Regions from separate parts of the Homo sapiens genome. Here region 1 is linked to region 2. A link is a loop called in an ENCODE intact Hi-C map of the cell type or tissue named here. Cell type or tissue: CD4-positive, alpha-beta T cell. All regions are shown on one strand. Links, peaks and the distances in the headings refer to the core of each region. The heading gives the core; the rest is flanking DNA.

What was found. Hi-C counts contacts between places; a loop is a spot of excess contacts. Peaks named below come from ENCODE experiments on the same cell type or tissue, not always from the same donor. Only the 100,000 strongest peaks of a DNase experiment are listed, where the experiment ranks them.
Region 1: a loop joins it to region 2, with 3 times the contacts of the local background. A loop is called at or near these places in 18 of 110 quality-filtered maps.

The regions. Positions count from the first base shown.
Region 1 is chr2:218,854,395-218,864,514 of GRCh38, reverse strand. It overlaps WNT6 (Wnt family member 6), which reads right to left and starts at 4,710. Exons shown (of 4, transcript NM_006522.4): 1 at 4,398-4,710. The coding sequence starts at 4,477. In CD4-positive, alpha-beta T cell, for the core only: no CTCF peak of the experiment used is centred there; a DNase peak (open chromatin) is centred at 4,847; H3K4me3 peaks cover 306 bases; H3K27me3 peaks cover 5,093 bases.
Region 2 is chr2:218,975,862-218,986,448 of GRCh38, reverse strand. It overlaps FEV (FEV transcription factor, ETS family member), which reads left to right and starts at 1,265. Exons shown (of 3, transcript NM_017521.3): 1 at 1,265-1,425; 2 at 2,144-2,218; 3 at 4,193-5,362. The coding sequence starts at 1,374. The coding sequence ends at 4,782. It overlaps LINC00608 (long intergenic non-protein coding RNA 608), which reads right to left and starts at 10,165. Exons shown (of 2, transcript NR_024385.1): 1 at 9,051-10,165; 2 at 8,527-8,967. RefSeq lists an enhancer at 6,365-6,464. In CD4-positive, alpha-beta T cell, for the core only: a CTCF peak has its summit at 6,252 (motif pointing left); DNase peaks (open chromatin) are centred at 4,408 and 6,248; H3K4me3 peaks cover 2,098 bases; H3K27me3 peaks cover 4,037 bases.

The sequences.
Region 1 (10,120 bases), core at 1-8,000, 120 kb after region 2:
CACGCAGATGACTTTAAGTCAGGAGTTCGAGATCAGCCTGGCCAACATGGTGAAACCCCATCTCTACTAAAAATACTAAAAAAAAAAAATTAGCTGGCATGGTGCCAGGCACCTGTAATCCCGGCTAATCAGGAGGCTGAGGTAGGAGAATCACTTGAACCCGGGTGGCAGAGGTTGCAGTGAGCTGAGATTGCACCACTGCACTCCAGCCTGGGTGACAGAGCGAGACTCTGTCTCAAAAAGGAAAAAAAGAAAAGAAAAGAAAAAAACAGAGGAAAGAGGAAGAGAGAAGAAGGAGATTGATTTGACCATTCTATGAGAGTGAGCTCTTTACTACATCCACCGATTGGAGGTATAAATAATGATGGGTCAGATGTTGTAAAGAACTTCCTGGGGGTGGGCAAGGCCGGAGCAAGGAGCAGAGCGGAAGTGGGGAACTGGTGACTGGGAAGCTCTCCCTCTCTGCCTCACTCCCAAGACAGGGTCTGTCAGGGCCACAGGATAGGCTGGATGACCTGGATGCAATGAGGCTGGACAAGATGATTTCCAGAGAGCCTGGCCAATGTCCTTGAATCTGGGATTCTGTAATTCACAAAGATATGATTACAAATGAGAGAAAGACAGAGAGGCTAGGGGAAGAGTTTATTTTTATTGATTGATTGATTGAGACAGAGTCTTGCTCTGTCACCCAGGCTGGAGTGCAGTGGCATGGATCTCGGTTCACTGCAACCTCAGCCTCCCAGGTTCGAGTGATTCTTCTGCCTCAGCCTCCCAAGTAGCTGGGATTACAGGCACCTGCCACCACTCCTGGCTAATTTTTGTATTTTTAGTAGAGACAGGGTTTCACCATGTTGGCCAAACTGGTCTCGAACTCCTGACCTCAAGTGATCCGCCCACCTCAGCCTTCCAAAGTGGTGGGATTTCAGGAGTGAGCCTCTGTGCCTGAGCTGGAGACAGAGTTTAGAAAGCATGCATCACATTGGAGTAAGGAAGGGAAGTGAAAAAGAAGGTGGGAGAGAAACTTCTCAGGAACCTGGAGCCAGGTCTCCGAGCCAATTCCAAGGGCATGAGCCTCTTTCCTGACCAAGACAGTCGAGTCACTCAAAGGTCCTGGGGTCCTCTCTGCTTCTAGCCTGGCTGCTGCTAGAATGTCAGAGTGGGATGCAGGAGGCTGCTGCAGCTGCTTTCCTGGCCAGCACTGGAGCTCTGACCTGGCCAGGATTCTCTGACAAGTAGGGAGAAGAAGGCCAGGGAAAGCAGGTCCTGGGCATCGGGGAACAGCCTGGAAGCCCTTACTGGGAAAGCTGCCAGCTGAAGTGAGACTGGGGATTTAGGGGACTGGAAGAGCCTCAGGCCAGTGGGAATTATTGGTCCAGCTCATCAACCCAAACTTGATCTTGGAGGGCACTGGTAGGGTGGGGAGAGCTCAGGAGTGTAAGCAGAGTCAAAGATCCAGGGGAAGGGGATCTGGGCTCAGACCAAAGAGATGAAGTGTCAGAAATAGACAAGTGACCAGGCACAATGGCTCATGCCTGTAAGCCCAGCACTTTGGGAGGCCAAGGTGAGCAGATTGCTTGAGGTCAGGAGTTTGAGACCAGCCTGACCAACATGGTGAAACCTCGTCTCTACTAAACATACAAAATTTAGCTGGGCATGGTGGTGGGCAACTCTAATCCCAGTTACTCAGGAGGCTGAGGCAGGAGAATCATTTGAGCCGGGAGGTGGAGGTTGTAGTGAGCCAATATTGCACCACTGCACTCCAGCCTGGGCGACACAACGAGACTCCGTCTCAAAAAAATAAAAAATAAAAAGTAAAATAGGCTGGGCATGGTAATGCCATGGTAATGGCTGGGCCTGTAATCCCAGCACTTTGGGAGGCCGAGGCGGGCAGATCACTTGAGGTCAGGAGTTTGAGACCAGCCTGACCAACACGGTGAAACCTTGTTGAAACCTGGTGAAACCTCTACTAAACATGGTGAAACCTCTACTAAAAATTCAAAAACTAGCCAGGCATGGTGGTGGGTGCCTGTAGTCCCAGCTACTTGGGAAGCTGAAGCAGGAGAATCACTTGAACCGGGGAGACAGAGGTTGCCATGAGCCAAGATCGCACCACTGCACTCCAGCCTGGGCGACAGAACGAGACTCTGCTCTAAATAAATAAATAAATAAAAATAGAAATAAAGAAAGAAAAACAAAATGAATAGACAAAGGAGAGTGAAGGGGCCAAGGCAGGGAGGAGAGGCTCATTCCCTCAGAGGCACATCTGAGCAAGGCAGTCAGACACGTTATCACTGGGACCCCTCACTCCTCACCCGGCACGCCCTGCAGCTGTGGCCATGAAGGCCTCTGTGTTCTCCCACACCTGCCCGTGTCACCTCCTCCCCCACTCCCTTCTTCCCAGCTTCAGGGTCAGTCTCTCAGGGACCAGGCCACTCTCCTTTGGCTTGGCTGCCACCCAGCAGTCCTTCCTGAACAAAGGAAGCCCCACAGATACAGAGCCCAGAAAGGTGAATCAGCCAGTCCAATGACACTCTGCAAGCCCATCTCCAGCACCAACACACTCCTAGGCCTCAGGGCTCCTAAAGACAAGGTATCTGCCTTCCAGGAGCAGGGAAGAGAGACCTAAAGGACTGTTGTCAGCCAAATGCAGTAACCAGCATAGTTGCCCAATGTATGTGATACAGTGGGAGCGCAGAGAAGGCAATGGAAGGAGGACAAGGGGGCAGCTTCAGGGAGGAAATGGTATTTTAACCGTAAGGATAAGAATGATTTAGACAGAGGGGGAGGGAGGGGAAGGAAGACAATGGCCATCAGGGAGGGACCCCATCCCCACACCTTGAAAAAGGGCAAAGTTAGGCGTTTATGGGGAAAAGAGATTCCTTTACAACATTTTCCTTGGAACTCTGGATTTTAAATGTAAATGAATCCCCTTTTTCACTCCTGGGGACCCTGGCCAGGAGAAGCTGGGTTGTGAGGGGGGCGCTGTACATACTGAGTACCTCCTAAGGTCCTATTATTCTACACGTCCTCCCACCTAACCTTCCCAGCAAGCCTGCCAGGTAGGGAGACTGTTATCCTATTTCCAGTTAAGACTGAGAGGTAGGGAAAGGAAGTGACTAGCCCAAGATCACAAACATAATGTTTAGATCTTAGATCTATCTGCTTCAAAGCTGCCACTGCATTATACTAAGCCGGATCAAAGGGCATATGTTCCCTAGATAGGACCTGGGTCGTCCTCGGTTCGCCCTTTCCGTGACACTAGCGTCGGACGGCTCTCCGCATCACGGAGTAGGGATTGCTGCCCGCCACTCCCTGTGTGGGCATCCTACTCCCTATCTCTCCAGAGCACGGGGATCTGCCTCTCTTCCAAATCTGGGGGGCGAGGGAGGAGCGGAGGGTCGGCATCCAGCCAATCACATGGCAATATGCAAATAGACACGACCCTGCCTTCTTAGGATTGGCTAACCCGTCAGCGTTATTGTCCAAGTCTCTCCTCTCTAAACACTGAGCTATTCCGGGCGAGGGTTTGCGGCTCTGGAGACCTAGGGGGAAAAAAGTCCTTTGGATCTGGATCTCTGAGCCGTCCCGGTCGGGCACCCTCCTTCCCCGCCCCGGCCCCACCCCCACCCCCAAGGCTCGAAGCTCCCGCAACCTTCGCTGCCTAGGTGTCCCTTCTAGCTAGGGCCAAGCCTGGGAAGACGCCCCCTTCCCTTGGCTGGCCAGGCCCCTCTCCCTTCCCGCAGGACCCCTCCCGGTCCCGTATCTCCCGGGCTGCACATATTTTTTCATTCATGACCCCCAGGTCTGGAAGGGCCGGGCGCCTGGGTCCGGTTCCTTCCGCTCCTCCTTTTCCTTGCTTGGGGAGGACGAGGTAGAGAAAACCAGGGTCCTGACTCACTTTCCCCTTTATATTCCCTCTGTCGTCACTAAGGCCCACTCCTCAGGAGCCCAGAGAGAAGCCGGTGGGTTGGTAGGCAAAGCAGGGCGGGGAAGGGGCAGCTGTGTGGCCCTCTCTGCCTTGTGGCTTCCCACCTTGTTCCTGTCTTCTCCAAATCCAGCCCCATACCCTGAATCCAGGGCCCTCCTCACACATTCTTTTCCTCGGATATGTGTCTTCCCGAAAGATCTTTCCTACCCACTCGCCTGTTCCTTGGTGAGCTGGGTGAGCGCATAACTTGGCGGGGGGTGGGAGAGAACCCGGGAGGAGGAAACACAATAGAATGTTCCCGAGGGTTAGGAACGTCGAAGTGGAGTTCAGAAACGCCCCCGGCCGAGGCCAGAAAGCTGGGCTCGGAGAGCAGGTAGAGCCGGGAGGCTGCGGAACACCCCAGTCTGTCCTGGGTCCCGGGGTCCCCACCCTCCAGGGTCCAGAGCCGCGCCAGGACAGCCGGACTCACCACCACAGTCCGCCGACGTGCGCCGGGCACAGGAGCAGCAGCAGCAGCAGCCCGAGGCGGGAGGGTAAGGGCGGCAGCATCGTGACCGCCCTACGGCCGCCCGGGTGGGCAGGGGGCGAGGCTGCGGGGCGAACCGCGGCGCGCGAGGGCCCGGGCTTCAGTGCGAGCGCGGCGAGCGCAACGGCGGCGGCCGGGAGGCGAGGGATCCGGCGGCGGCGGGGGGGCCCATCCCGGGCGAGGAGGGCGCGGCGGAGGCGGAGAGCGGACGGGGCAGCCAGCGCCTGTGTCTCCTGCGGAGCTCGCTCGGGAGAAGAAATCAGAGCCGGGGGCGGAGGTGGGAGGGGAGCGGGGCCGAGGCGGGGGCGGGGGGCAGGGGGCCGGAGGGAGGTGGCAGTTGCGACAGTCAGGCAGCGGGACTCTCGGGAGCGAGCCGTGCGCCCCGGGGCGGCTGGCGCGGAGCGCAGCGGAGGGCGGGAGCGGGGTGCCGGGGCGGGGCCCCAGCGCGCTTCGGGCTGTGGGACCCGCCCGCTTCGCCCCCTCGCCTCGCCTCTCTCGGACTTGGAGCCCCCCGCCGCTCGCGGCCGCCTGGAGTCGGGGGCAAGGAAGGGCTGGGAAGAAGAGTAGAGAGGGGTGAGGGGGGAGAAAGAGGAGCTGAGGAATGGGGGACGGGCTGGAAGGGAGACGTTTGACAGGTTTGTTGACTGTAAAGAGAGAAAACTTCCCAGGAATGAGGGAGTTTGGGGCGGGGGGCGGTGCGGAGGGAGATGCTGGCGCGGAGGCAAGAGAGGAAGTTGGCCTGGGGCGCGGGGTGCTTCGGCGAGGGTTGTCAAACTGGACCGCCCGACAGGCGGATGCTGGAGGGGTCATCTCTTTCCGTGTCCCTGTTCGATGCCTCATGCCCCTTCGTCAGCCTCTCCTTGAAGAAGGGAGGAAGCCCTGGGCCTCCGCTCTCGCTCCCCCAGCCATCCCACCTCTCAAGCCCGCGTTCTAGGGCGGGGAGGTGGGGGAAATGAGAGGGCAAGAGTAGCCGCTCCAGGGCGTGCGCGCAAGCGCTGGCACTTGTAAGCGAGCGGGAGAATGGAGGTCGCAGACTTTCAAGAGATCGAGGGGTCAGAATTCGCTTTAGCCCGGCCTCGCGTGTCCAAGAGTCCCTGCCTCGAGTTCCTCCCCCAACCTGGCCCGGGTAGAAGGGGTGGGAGAGCCAGCTGCAGGTGAGATGGCGTTTATCAGATTTTCTAATGCCACAAAAATGTCTTTGATGCCCCTGGCCCCCTCCCCACGAGGGGGAGATCAAAGGCTCCGTGGGGAAGAGGGACAGCTCCATTCATCATGCCATTCGGCTGGCAGTGGGCAGCAGCCCCTGCCCCTCCCGTCCCCGACGTGCCCCGGGGTGCCAAGGGACAGGTGGTGTGGGACATTCTCCCTGCCATACCATCAAGAGCAACCATCAACCTTTAAAGCTGTCCTGGAGTGGGGAGGACAGATCGAGTCCCTATGGCAGAAACGTCAGGCGCCCAGAAGAAAGCTCCTGGTTGTTGGTAGAGAGGGGGACCTGAATGTGGGGACTGAGGTCGCTTCCAAGAGAGTGATGACTGAGGTCACTTCCAAACAACCTTGGTGAGCAGAGAGAGAAGACAAGATCCTGAGTCACCCAGAGAGGGGGGACAAGTAGATCAAGATGAGGCCAAGGGGCCAAGGGATGTGACCCCAGGGGAGGAGGCTGATGGGGGAAGGAATGAGCAGACAGAGGTGAGAGAACTGGAGAAGTGTGGACTTGCCGGCAAGCAAGCTCCATGTCAGGGCCCTGGTGTCCAGGCTGCATCAGCTCAATCCCTTGCACTGGATACAGAGAGTTCTGGTGAAAGGGCTAGGACACACTAAAGAAGGGGAAGGGGGCAGGGGGCAGTGGCAAGAGTCATAGAGAGAGGGTCTGGTCTAAGCACTGCCCTCTCCCATTTTAGCCTTTAACAGTATCCAAAGGCCACGCACAGCCCCTGCACCTAGTAACTTTGCACACAGTTGCTGTTTCTACGGGGCAATGCCAATCTGGACAGTTCCTAAAGGTCAATGCCAACTCTGGACACTACACATTCAAAGACATACCCAGTTTGGGTGCACACTCCAGCCATGTGGTACCAAATAGGCAGCTAGAGGGCTCTGGGGGTCCCTGGAGGCTACAGGTGGCCAGTGGCCAGCCTCCTGGGAGCCACTGTCTGGGTTCCGAACCCCCTGCCCAGCCCTGCTCCCACCCTGCTACTGTTATTGCAGATTATGAAATGCTCTCCCTATCCTGCATTCTTCTCCGAGGCAAGAATTTTAATGTATTTGTCTTTGTCATCAGGGGACCTGGGCTCTGAGACCGCCCTGCCTCTGCCTGAGGAGGGAGCGCCCCAAATCTAGTCCCTGCTGCCTCCAGACCCAGCCTCTCTCCATTACCACCCCTCCCCCATGCCCTAGCCCTGCCCCTCGCCTCCCCTTCCTAAGACACAGTCTCTCTGTGGGGTGGATAAAAATGATGTTATTGAAACAACAGAATTGGGAGCAGTGGCAGGGAGCAGGGATCAGCTCAGGAAACTGGGGCGTTTGCCAAGAAGCCTTCTCCCCCGCAGGCGGCCTTTCTGCCCCCACCCCCCACCTTTCCTGCAAACATACACAGCTGGCCCCACCCCTCCTGCAGCACTCACTCTAGCCAGATCTTGCAGAATCTTTTGCCATCTCTGGACTCCCCAAGCCCTTGTCCCTCCTGCACTCAGTCCCATTCCAGAATCAGTTGGCCCAGTAGTGCCTGCAGAGCATTATAGGGTTGGGGGGTCGGGGGGAGGTGGGCTGGAATCTGTGACAGGCAGGACTCCTGGAGTCCCAATTCCTAGGGCTTCTGCCCCAACAGCACCCTTTTGCTCACTCTCCTTTGCCCTCTCCGCATCCCCATCAAGGGGCTGGCTGGCATCTGGGCAGAGCCAGAGTGATGACTTCTGTTGTTTTGCCCCCAAACCTCCAAAGAGATGAATTCAGATGTTCCTGAGCCTTCAACCCACCACTATCACCTTAGAAGACTTACAAAGGAGCAGGAGCTGGAGAGGGGGTGGCAGGAGGTAACAGACCATGGTGCACAAAGATAGATCAAGATATGTGACATACATGCCCCCTCACACACACCAATCACTGGGCACAGGCCTCCAGATAACCCCACAGAAACCACAGGACATCTTCCCTCCCCCAGACGGTGCTGTGATTTTTTACCCACAGGTATGGACGGACACACAGATGGGCTGGCTCAGGCTGAAACACTTCACATACACACACACACACACACACACACACACACACACATCACCTCTGCAGAGATATGCATGCAGAAGAACATTCACAAGAGACTGGAGTGGGAAGACAGCAGCCCGGAAATGGGTGGCCTGAATGGGGAGGTGACAGTCTGACCCCCCTCCCTATCCTCTAGGCCCTGCCCACCCCACCTTCCTTCATCGCTCCGCCTTAAATCCTGGGAACCCACTCATACTATGTCTAGGCCCTGTGCGAAAGAGAGACAGGGAAGGAGAGACTTGAGGTTGAGGAGGAAGGAGGGGCAGAGTGGGGGCAGTGGAGTGGTGGGGGAGAGGCAGCTGGAAATAGATAACATCAGAATCGCTGCGGGCGAAAGCAAAGCCCTCTGTCTCTGGCGGATTCTCTCTCACTGTCTTTCTGTGCCTTTTTACATCTCTCCCATGTTCATAATTCGGTCTCTATTTGTGTCTGTCTCTAAATCACTTTCTCTGTCGTTTCTCGGAATGGCTAAGGCTGCAGGAGCCTAGGAATTTGGGCCTGTGACCCTTCCCCTCCCAAGAACCTCCCTCTTTCCCTCCCTACTTCCCTCCTTCTGTCCCCAGAACTCCTATCTGTCCTTCCCTCTCTCTGTCCCCAGGAACTCCTATTCCTTCAGGGAGGTGACATGCCTTGAGAATTCCTAAGAACCCTGGGTTTCTGGGTCCCTGGAGAACAGAGAGAGGAAAGGCCAGCCCCTTAGAGAGATGGAGAAAGATAGAAAAAGAAAAGAGAGCGAGGAGAGAGGCTCATTTTCCTCTTCCTTCTGCATCACAGACAGCTCTACTCCCACGCCCGCAGCCCACCTGAAGTCAGGAAAGTGTGCTTTTCCAGAGCAAGTTCCCAGCTTTAGTCAAGGCAGGGATAAGAGAATCCCCTACACCAGGCCCCAGCTTCCTGCAGAGCCCACCTGCCTCCCATCTTCCACCTCTTTCAAGCCTATCCATGCCCCCACCAGTCCGGGGAGCAAGAACCCAGGGGGAGCTTGAATGGGGCAGGAGAGCACGGGCTAGGGAAGGAGGGGCTGCTGCTCGCCCACCACAACTGGGCTGGGGGAAAGCCAGGGAACATTTGTTTCCACTTAGCTTAGCCCCATGGGCCCAAGTGGGAGTGGTTGGCCCCAGGAGCCTCTCCAGCCATCCTGGCCCAGGCTGGCTCCTGTGGTACTGACGTGGGATGGGCAAAGGGTCCTGGCCTGGTCTCAAGCGTTCTAGGGAAGAGCCTCTGCCCTCCTCTCGTCTCACTGCTCCATTCTGCTCCTGGGACACCACCTGTCCCTGCTGCTTCAGCTCTCACTTCTGCGGGAAACGGGGCTCCTAAATCCAGGTCTCTGGAGCCAGCCTCCCTATTGATGTCTTGTCTGCTGTCTCTCTCCCTGGGCAGCAGTCAGCAAATTTGTAATCGGACACTGATGTGCCAGGCTCCCAGCTGGGTAGCGGGGGAGGGGGGAAATGGTGAGCAAAAGCGGACATAACTCCTACCCACATGGAGCTGACAGTCTTTAATCACATCATCTCTCAAGCAAAAGGAAAGCCAACAACCTTGACCGTGCTGGGGAAAAGAAGGGAGGGGCCTGTAAGAGGCTGTGGGATGAGGATTGACCAGGTCATGGGGGCGGGGAGGGCTTCTCTAAGGAGGGAACACTCTAGCTGAAATGTAAAATAAATAAGTTGGCGTTAACTGGGAGACACAGGGAGGGAAGAGCATTTCAGGCAGAAGGAGCAGCCTTTCCAAAAGTCCTGCAGGGAGGAGGAGGCGGGTGCGGTGGAGAGTGGAGGGGAGTGATGGAGGGAGAGTGGGGGAGTGGGCAAAAAGAGGTTGGAATGAGAGTGAACAGCAGAGCCTGGTGGCAGATTAGGCTGGAGGGATTTGGGGGAAATCAGACCAAGAAAGGCCTTACAGGAATGGAAAAGATTTTTTTTTCTTATTTTAAAAGCAATGGAAACATTACAGGACAAATTCATTGCAAGAGGGGAGGTAAAAGAGATGGAGGAGGATCTCTAGATTAATGAAGACCTAACAGATAGATAACTTTTTTAAAAAGCAGGCAAAGCTGAACTATAGTATTTAGGGGATGTATGTTGGAGTGACCAAAAAAAAAAAAAAAAAGATACTTACCATAAAAATCAGGAGAGTTGGCCTGGAGGTTGGGGAAGGAGGCAGTTCTATTTTGAGGGACACATGGAGAGGGATGGCTGTCAAGGTTGTCTCTTTTCATGGCAGTTTGTTTCAAGGGTCCTCAATTGTACATTTGTTTTATGCTTTTTTCTGTATTTATTACTTCAACAATATGGGGTTTAAAAAAAAAAAAAAGCAATGGGAAGCCAGTGTAGAGATTTCACTAAGGTAGTTGGCAACATGGTCAATATTATACTTTGAAAAGATGGCTCTGGCCAGTGTGAAGAGGG
Region 2 (10,587 bases), core at 1,583-9,582:
GGTACCCAGAGAGACTCCAGGCCACTTGGGAACCACATCAACATCTTTGCATGAGTTAGAAATAGGAATCCTTTTCTTGGAGTGGATTCCAGCCTTGTACAGTGCACAACCCTGTCTTAACCCCTCCACCTCTCCAGCCTCGTTCAGGGATAGCCAGAATGGGAGTAGTGGTGAGGGTGGGTGGCAGACTGGGAGGACAGGGGATGGGGAAGGATGGGAGCAGAATAGTTGTACAGGGAAGTAGCAGGGGGCTCAGGAACCCATCAGGGAAAGCCAGGACAGATTCTCAACATCTTTAGAGGCCTTCAGCAGTCCAAGCCACTACTAATTTATGGGGACTGAATGAATGAGAAAAGGAGGGGAGGGAGAAGGATGAGAGGGAGAGAGAAGGCTGGAGGGGAGATGAGAGTCGGAGAGAAAAGCCTAGGAGGTAAAGAGAGACCTAGAAGGGGGCGGGGAGGACAGAAGAGGGGGCCACCCATCATAAGTTGCCAGGAGAGATGGCCCAGCACCAGGCCTGAGGCTTGGGGGCCCCAGAAAGGCAGGAAACGGGCCAAAGCAAGAAGGAGACGGGGAAGGGGTTCGGGTCTCTAGGGAAGAGCAGAGAGTGGGAGAAGAGGAGGAGGGAGCGGGGATGCGGGCAGAGATAAAGGGAGCAACGGCTGCAGGGCCGGGCGCGCAGCGACAGGCGAGAGGGAGGGAAGCGGAAATTTAAAAGTGAAGATGCAGATAACGCAGCCTGGAGACGGGAACCCGGGTGGGGATAGAGGGAGGGAGGGGGAGGAGAGTGAGCGGCGAGTGGAGCGGGAGCCGACTGGAAGAAGGGCTCTAGGGAGGGGGCTGTGGCTGCTGGGGTCCGAGGTGGGGCCGGGTACACCAGCCCCATCACTGTTTGCAGAGAGTCAGGGAGGCGGAAAAGACACGCGCTCTAGGCTCCCATCAGGGCACATGGCCCGGGCCCATCCCCCGCGCGTCTCCCCGGCTGCGGGGCGCGGGGGGCTGCCGGGTGCGCTTGGCTGTGGCGCGGCGCGTTGGAGACTTTATTGCGATGGGACGATAAGAGGGGCGGGGGCGGGGTCCTGGGGGCCGAGGCGGCAGCGCTTTAATTAAAACGGAAATTGCGGCCCCGGGCCGCGCGGGGGCCGGAGGGTTCCAAGCGGCCCCTTAGCTGGAAGCGTTTCTCCAGGACCCCCCCGCAACCCCCGCCACGCCCGGGCTGCCCCCTCCCGCCAGGCCCTGCCGGACCCGGCGCCGTCTTCTCCTCCTTGTCACCCGCGGTCGCTTCGGGCGGGGATCGGTGCCACCGAGCGCAAAGCCTGCCTCGCCCCCCTTCCCCGTCCCCCCCATCTCCCACCGCCCAGTCCCCGGCGGCGATGAGACAGAGCGGCGCCTCCCAGCCCCTGCTGATCAACATGTACCTGCCAGGTACCAGGGACCAGCCGGAGGCTGGTGGCACCGGAACCTGGGGCGGGAAGTCTAGGCTCAGGCATGGGAAGAGAGTGCTGGGGTCCAGGGGAAGGAGAAGTGTCCGGAGATTCGGGTTGCATGGAGGGCCGATTGTAATGTAGGGCACTGGGGAGACCTAAAGGCAGATAGAGAGCTCTGGGTTTCAGTGCAGGGTCTAGAGGAGTTGAAATGAGCAGATTGGGAGCCTGGGGGCCAAGAGCCGGGACTCAGGGACCCGAAGGAGCCTGAGAGGGGAAGCACGGGTCTCTGGCGTGGTGGAGTACTCTGTGGCCGAGCCGTACCAGAAGGCTGTGGTCCGCGGGCGTCTCCCCTGCGCTCTCACGGCTCCTCACCTTCCTGCTACGAGCTTCAGGCCGGCCCTCCAGGCACCCTCCTCTTCTCTTCGCGCTCCAGCTCGGCTGGCGCAGTTCCCCGCTCGGCTTTATAAGGCTCCAGCCGGCCCCTTCGGAAAGCGGATTTCCTTTTTCCTGGACGCGTTTCCTGACTTGGGCTCTATGGAGGGGCTCCGCGCAGCGCGCCTGGACCAGGCTCCGGGAGGAGGAGCCGGGTGGCCCGGGCCCCCAGCCTCGCGCCTGGGGACCACAGCACCCCCCTTAAGCCTTGGCCCGGGGCCCTTTTGTCAAGCCCACAACTTCCGCCCGGGGTTCTCCTGATTCTTTTCTTCTGCTGCTTGCAGATCCCGTCGGAGACGGTCTCTTCAAGGACGGGAAGAACCCGAGCTGGGGGCCGCTGAGCCCCGCGGTTCAGAAAGGTGAGATGGCCGGCGCGCTGGGCGGCGGAGGCGAGGTTGGTTGGGGTCAGGGCACAGGCGGACAGTAGGTGGGAGCAGTGTGGACCCAGGGTTCACACTGAAGCCCGGAGTCCTGGCCTGGTTGTGCGGAGGCCTTGGGAAGACAGTCACTTGGTTTTTGGCTCCTGCATCTCCTGAGCACCAGGAAAAGAGTTGCAGGCCAAGGCAGATGGAGAGGATCCCAGCCCCAGGCCCTTTTGCTGCTGTGTATGGTTTTCCAGGCTTTGGGGCAGGGGCTGGGACACTTAGCGTCCTTTCCCTGCTGGTAGTAGGAGCTCAAGGCCGCAGCACCAGCCGGCAATGGAACCGGGGGAATTACTCCCCAAACACAGCGGGCTTCCCAATCACTAGACCCTGGCTACTGCCACCTGCTTCACCCTCCGGCGCTGACTCACGCCGGCTGATCTCTGCTGGCCAACTCTGCCAGACGATTGCAATTGATTCCCAGGTTCACCACCAGCGCTCCACGGGTAGTCGCTAAATTACCCTTTTGACGGCTGGCTCTTCAAGCAGCGTCTCCCCACAGTCCCCATCTCAGTCGTTACCCTAGATCTCACCAAGAGACAGAAACCACAAAAACGAGGTTGGCGACTGTTTTATCCAGAAGGAAACTATGCCCAACAGGAACGGTCATCCAAGCCGCTGAGGTTGCTCCGCCTTTGGTGCCAGGTGCACCTTTGTACCCAAACCTTCCCTTGCTTCTGACCCTAAAACTTAACTCTGGGGACCAGAAACCAGGAAGCTCTTTGCTGGGCTGGCTTGAAGGGATTGGGATTGAAATTATGGGGAAGGGTAGCGTCTGGATTCTAAGCCAGTGGCTGAAAAAGTAAGAGGGGTTCAAAAGACTATATTTGAGGCAGTAAGCAGACCACTTTGAGGAAAATCCGTTTTATTCTAAAAGGGAGTGGGGGTAATTGTATCGGGATTTTTCTCTGCCTGTCTGCTTGAGGCTCCAAGACAGGGGAGCAGGAATTCTGGGACCCCACTCTCTAACCACTCGCATATCCTGGAAAAACCTCCTTGCTGCCTCCAGCAACCGAATTCGGAGGGAGATCACACAAAGACAGGAGGAGGTTGGTAGCCAAGCACAACAGCTGCTCGGTCCGTTCCCCTCCTCAGAGTTGTTCATCAGGCCCCGAGAACTATGGCACCTTCGTAGGCAGGGAATCCCGCCTGTTCCGAAAATAAGAGGCCAAATTCTCAGGGCCAGCGCAGAGGCCTGCGCACCCGAAGGTGGCTAGGATAGTGAGCCCATGAGAGCTTGCCCCTCCTGTCACGTATAGGGGGCCACTGTTCGTTCCTACTCCTGTCGGATGTGGTGTCCCAAGGGAGCCAGCCACCACTCCACCTCAGGAGTAGCCTGTCCAACTACGTCTTTGGGGACTCGGGACTAGCTGGGCCTTGTCCAGCAGTGGTTGGGGTCGTCCTGCTGCACGCCTGTCCCTTCCCACCTCTGGATGTGGTCCAGCTGGGATGGGGCAGTCCGATCATTCTGCCCAAGGCCGCCCTGTACGGTTGTGCGTCTTTTCCCTAAATAAGGGCGCCCGGCTGAGATGGAGAGTGGCGGCGGATATCTGTCCTTGCTCGCCTTGGAAAGCCAAGTGCCTTGGTGCGCCGCTGCGCTCACGTGGGGGGAGGCAATGCTTCCCCTTCCCCCCAACCCCCAAGTTCCACAAAACCGTGCATCTGGAAAGCTACGTGCTCTTCAGTGGAAGCCGCATTTCCATTGTGCAAAAGCGCGGTAAGGCTACACACCACTCTGCTGATCAGCCCCTCCGGGGCCGGCCTCTCCCGCCGAACGCAGCTGCAGTTTGACTTGCACTTTTCCTCCCCCAGTGCCGGTTCCTGCCGGGGTGGGTCAGTTTCCCGCCAGCACTCTTCCCCAGTTCCCGCCTCCCCGCTCCCGCCTGTGGCTGACCGCCCCCCTCCCCACAGGCAGCGGACAGATCCAGCTGTGGCAGTTTCTGCTGGAGCTGCTGGCTGACCGCGCGAACGCCGGCTGCATCGCGTGGGAGGGCGGTCACGGCGAGTTCAAGCTCACGGACCCGGACGAGGTGGCGCGGCGGTGGGGCGAGCGCAAGAGCAAGCCCAACATGAACTACGACAAGCTGAGCCGCGCCCTGCGCTACTACTACGACAAGAACATCATGAGCAAGGTGCATGGCAAGCGCTACGCCTACCGCTTCGACTTCCAGGGCCTGGCGCAGGCCTGCCAGCCGCCGCCCGCGCACGCTCATGCCGCCGCCGCAGCTGCTGCCGCCGCCGCGGCCGCCCAGGACGGCGCGCTCTACAAGCTGCCCGCCGGCCTCGCCCCGCTGCCCTTCCCCGGCCTCTCCAAACTCAACCTCATGGCCGCCTCGGCCGGGGTCGCGCCCGCCGGCTTCTCCTACTGGCCGGGCCCGGGCCCCGCCGCCACCGCTGCCGCCGCCACCGCCGCGCTCTACCCCAGTCCCAGCTTGCAGCCCCCGCCCGGGCCCTTCGGGGCCGTGGCCGCAGCCTCGCACTTGGGGGGCCATTACCACTAGACGGGGCGGTCGGGTGCCTGCGGCCTCGCCCGCACGCCTAGAGTCTCGCCCGATCCCATCGGCATCCCGGGGAGGGCCCGGGAGCCTCCGTCAACCGTCCTCTAATCCAGAGTTTACTCCACCTGCCGCACTTAGCAGGGGGACGGGACCGAAGCTCCCTCAATCCTTGTCTGGTACTAGATTTGCTCCTGTCCCACCCCGCAGTCCCCTGAGGAGGGCGATGTGCGCCCTCTTTCACTTTTTTTCTTCTAGGTCTCCAGGTCCCGGAGGGGATTTGTGGACCTCTCTTGTCTCCCCACCACTCCAGTGCATTTCCGCCTGGCTCCTAGAAGCCCCATTCAATATCACTACTCTTTAACGAGTGCCAAATCTTTTCCCACTTTTGCTCTTCCCCAAGGAACTGCTCCCACCTCAGCACGTGGAGGCCTCTCACGGTCCTCCTTCCTGGGACCTGAGCAGGTTTGGTGAAAGCCACCGTCCTCCGTGACACACGGCCCCCTTCCTCCTGTCCCCACACTCCCAGGAGAAACTCCCGGTGTGTTTCTGACCCTTTCAGCCCCATTAAAGCTCCTGAGCTCTCCGCTGCCTCCTCTCTCTCTGTTCTTTGCTGCGCCAGAACCCGTGGTTAGGGGAAAGCAGGGAGAGGCTCATCTCGGGCCTGAGCAGAGAACTGCCAAGGAAAACGTCCCGAGAAGGAGGGTGGCGCGGGCTTGGGCGCCGCCCGCAGGCAGCGAGAGGCCTGGATGGTGGGCTCAGCCCGAGGGAGCCGCCTTGCCTCATACCCACCCTGCCAGGCGACCCCAGCTCACCTCACTCCCTTCCGGTTGCCCTTCACCCCACTCTATCCCTACTTCCGTCCCAGCAGACACCCGCACCCCACCCTCCCCATCTCACCCACCCTTCCACCCAACCCTCACCCCACCCCATCCCAGTAGGCACCCAACCCCCACTCCCACCCCACCCAACCCTCCCCATCTCACCCACCCTTCCACCCGCCCCTCACCCCACCCCATCCTAACAGGCACCCACATCACATCTTCCCCCTCTCGCCCATCCTTCCACCCGCCCCTCACCCCATCTTATCCCAATACGCACGCGCACCCCACCCCCTCATCTCACCCACCCTTCCACCCGCCCCTCACCTCATCCCGACCTTCATCCCTCCTGGCGGAGCTTCACCCCACCTCAGCCTTCCCTCAGCCACTTTATTTCATCCCCTTCCCCAACCACCCTCCCCTCCTCGTCCTGCTCTCACTTAGACTTTCTCTCCCTATCCCTCACAAACCGTCCCCTCCCCCCAACATCTGTCGCCGTCTTTCTTCTGCTCGGCCTCCTCATTTGCAGAAGAAGGGGTCTCTCTCCCACCCGGCTCCTGCGCTTGCGGCTCGCAGCCTCCCCTCGGAGTCTAGCTCCTGCACCTCCTTCTCGCGGGCGGTGCGCGCCCTCTGCTGGTCGGAGGAGGGTACGCTGGGGAGAGCTTTGTACCTAAGCCGGGGAGGATTTTGTGCGCCGCGCAGTGCAAACCGCAAGTGCCTGGCCAGACTGAGGACTGCAGGACCCAGTCGTCTCCAGGTCTCCTTTGGCCCTCAGAGAGGAGGGTGAAAAGGGGAACGCTGCATCCCAGGTCTGACCTCTGGAAGCCTGGGAAGCGGGTCGAGTGGATTATTCTCCTGGCTGGGCCCCTTTCCTCACCACCTAGAGGCCCTTCTGAATACTGCGCCCTCCCACCAGGGCCACTGCCCTTAAGTTCTATTCGTTTTTAAACGCCTTCGCTTAGAGGAAAACAACACTGGGGAAGGTGCCTAAAGGGACAGTCCCCAACCTCAAGGCAACTGCTCCTCAAGGCAAGCCCCTGGCTCTCCTTTCCCCCTCTGTCCTGGCTATTCTTTTCCACGCGCACACCTCTTCTTGGGCACAGGAAGGGGCAATGCAGGCGGGAGGCTGAGCAGTTGGGGGTGTGGGGTGGGCCTGACGCCCCTTCCCAAAGAATTTTGCCAGGGAAAGAGTCTTTATTCATTTTCATTTTATTTTTCGCTTTATTTTTTCTGGTTTTCCAAAGAACACACACTCAGCATAGAAAATTTGGAAACACACACCTAAGGCCTCCATGAACTATTGGTTGGATGAAGCGTGTAAAAACGCATGAAGGGGCCAGGCGCGGTGGCTCACGCCTGTAATCTCAGCACTTTGGGAGGCCGAGGCAGGCGGATCAGGAGGTCAGGAGATCGAGACCCTCCTGGCTAACACAGTGAAACCCCGTCTCTACTAAGAATACAAAAAATTAGCCGAGCGTGGTGGCGGGCGCCTGTAGTCCCAGCTACTTGGGAGGCTGAGGCAGGAGAATCGCTTGAACCGGGAGGCAGAGGTTGCAGTGAGCCGAGATCGCACCACTGCACTCCAGCCTGGGCGACAGAGCAAGATTCCATCAAAAAAATAAATAAATAAATAAATAAAAAAGCCAAACCTATAGTCCTGTTACACAGACGCCACTGTTACTATTGATAATTTTTTGTCAAAATCCTCCCTTCCTCCCTTTCTTTTCTCGATGCCTTTTATTTATTTTTTTTGAGGCAGTGTCTCTCTCTGTTGCCCAGGCTGCCAGGCCGAGTGCAGTGGTGGGATTTCAGCTCACTGCAACCTCCGCCTCTCGGGCTCAAGTGATCCTTCCACTTCAACTTCCCGAGAAACTGAGACTACAGGCCTGTGCCACCATCCCCAGCTAATTTTTGTGTGTTTTGCAGAGGGGACGGGGTTTTGCCATGTTGCCCAGGCTGGTCTTGAACTCCTGGGCTCAAGCGATCCACCCACTTTGGCCTCCCAAAGTGCCTGGTTTTACAGGTATGTGCCACAGTGCCTGGCCGATGCCTTTTAAAATTTGATAATACCCTGCTTTCGTAGCTGAATAGAAAACAAGTATGTTCCACATCATTATGCCCGACAGGCCTCCCCGGATGGGAGAGTGGGCTGGTGCATTCATCAAGCAGGTGAGCCAGTCTGGCCTGGTGGGGGTCCTCTGTGATTTGCATGGTGGCAATGAGGGAGGGGGTGCAGCATCAGAGAGCCTCTTTACAGCCCTATTTGCAGGGGTCAGGAAACTGGGAGGAAGAAGAAACACACTGAGAAGATACAGCCAGGATCCAGAAAGATCTGGGTTGCTAAAAATTATGGGCTGAATGTAGCAAAGTAAAATTTCTGGTTTTTGTTGTTGTTGTTTTGTGTTGTTTTTGTTTTTTGTTTGTTTGTTTGTTTGAGATGGAGTCTCACTCTGTTGCCCAGGCTGGAGTGCAATGATCTCGGCTCACTGCAACCTCTGCCTCCCGGGCTCAAGCGATTCTCCTGCCTCAACCTGCCAAGTAGCTGGGATATAGGTGCTTGCCACCACACCCGGCTAATTTTTGTATTTTTAGTAGAGGTGGGGTTTCATCATGATGGCCAGGCTGGTCTCGAACTCCTGACCTCAAGTCATCCACCTGACTTGGCCTCCCAAAGTGCTGGAATTACAGGTGTGAGCCACCGCACCCAGCCACAAAGTAAAATTCCTTAGGAAGAACTGTGAGGCCCTGTTCTTACATCTTTAAATGAAACAACAGAAGTCAGAGTCTTGGCAAAGATGGGGCTCAGCAGAGCCTGTGTGTAAATGAGTAATGTCCTAGCCAATGTAACGTTAAATAGGAACCTGTAGGGTGAAGTGCAGAAAAATCATTGTGATTTGAGGATGCATTGATGGAGCTGTGACACCTAAGATGAAGGAAGTGGTCCACTTGGTTTAATAAGTCTGCCCCCAGGAACATTGTGCACAGTGTTGCTTTCAGGAAGAGACCAAGTGGAGGACACACAGTGTAGTAGTAGGCCCAGGAAGTGAAGAGGAAAAATGGTGGAAAGCCAACAACAATATGAGATGTTTCTGGAAAGTCAACTGGGAGAAAGGGGGATGGGAGCTGTCCTCATTTATTCAAAGTGCTGTCCTGAGAGAGAGGACCTGGATGCCTGTGACTAAGGGCAGTATTGGGACACGTGGTTGGAAGCTCCAGTAAAACAGATGTCACCTTGATCTAATGAAAAGCCTCTGCCATGGAACATGTTGGGTGAGTTCTCTGTCACCAGAGTGTTCAGCAGACCCTTCTGTGAGAAGCAGAGAGGGGAGGTGGACTAGGCGACTTCTCTAACCTTGAGACTCTTGGAATCCTGTGAAGGAGTCAATAAAGGGGGGATTTTAGTCATTGTTGGGGAGCTGGGGGAGATATTGTTAGATTAAGGGATCTTCTTACCTATGAAATTGCATCCTTAAAGCTCACCCCATTACTCTGTTCTTTCCTGTCCACATAGCCAGTTTGGGAGGCTAAGATATAGAACTGGGAACCAGAAATTCTGAGTTCCAGTTGCAGCTTGGCAACTAACTTGCTGTGTGACCTTCACATAATCACATCTCTTTTCTGGGATTTCATTCTCCTCTCATTTAAATAATAAGGCTGAACCAGAGATTTGCAAACTCTGCTCTGTGGAACTTTAAGGGTCAATTAGGTTCTCTCTGTTCCAAAAAAAAAAAAAAAGAAGAGCTGGAAAACGTCTATCCAAGATGACCTACAGGTCGAACCCAATCTCAGAATGCAGTAGATGGGTATCCTCTTCTCCAGATTATCTCAGCTCTAGGAGCCCCTGCCTTTGTGATGTCTCCAAGCCCTGAGTTACTGTGGTCTTGGCAGGACTGTACTCCACCCAATCCCTGAAGAAGCCACAGTCTTACCACACTCAGCTTCCTGATGATCCAGGCCTGTCCTCATGGACCCTTAACCCCTTGGTCCTTGGCTCTCCAAGGTATCGATCCCACCATTGCTTTCCTCTGCCAATCCAGGGTCAAGCCCCTCTTGCATTTTCTGAAGTTCTGAGCCTTTTCTTTATCACCTCATTCAAGTCGCTAGTGAAAGTATGGTTCACTCCCCTGCCGTATGCTTGCACTACAGTTTACAAAATGCTTTCACACCCATCACTTTTTTGACCCCTCCAAGGTTAGGAAGACAGGGCAGGTATTGCTTTATCTGCTGGGAGGATAAATAAACGAAGGCCCCAGATGTTAAATGACTTGGTTGAAGTCCCAGGGCTTGTTCTAAGACCTGTATCTTCTTATTCCTCTGCCAGACCTTTTCCCACTGCTCCAAGTGACCTTTCCACAGTCCTGAGCAGTCACTGATCACTTTGTTTTTAGGATCATTCCCATGCAGGATGACACAGACCCATATCTCCTCCAGTAACATGCGCTCTGTGCAACTAAGCTCCACACACTATCACTTGCAGATGGAATTAGAAGCCCTGCTAACATGCAGCTTGAGGACATTCATGTCCATACTGTTTGGGACCTGCACAGTCACAGTGCAATGATGCCACTGAAGGCACTGAGGCTCACAGAGCACTCTCATATGCCAGCTCACGTGACCATAGACAGACATCATAATGGGCCACTGTGATGCACTTTTCTCAGAGCCTTCTGCTCTTCTGGCCTCCACCTTTCCTTTAATATGTCTTTGAAATGCACCAAAATGAACTTGTTTCTTTAGCTATTTATAATCCATGTCAAGTGGATCTGCTGATGATAAAAGTATGCCTTACCACTCATTGAACATGACTCTGCCAGGCTCTGCCCTATGCTAATGTTTTACAGGTGGTATTTCCTTTGACCTGGCTACAACCTTACCAGATGGGGATGGTTATCTCTGTTTTCAAATGAGGGAACCAAGGCTTGGAGAAGTGAAGTGGCTGGGCCAGCCCATGACCTGACAACTGAAATCCTTACCATCCCACTAGATCCCC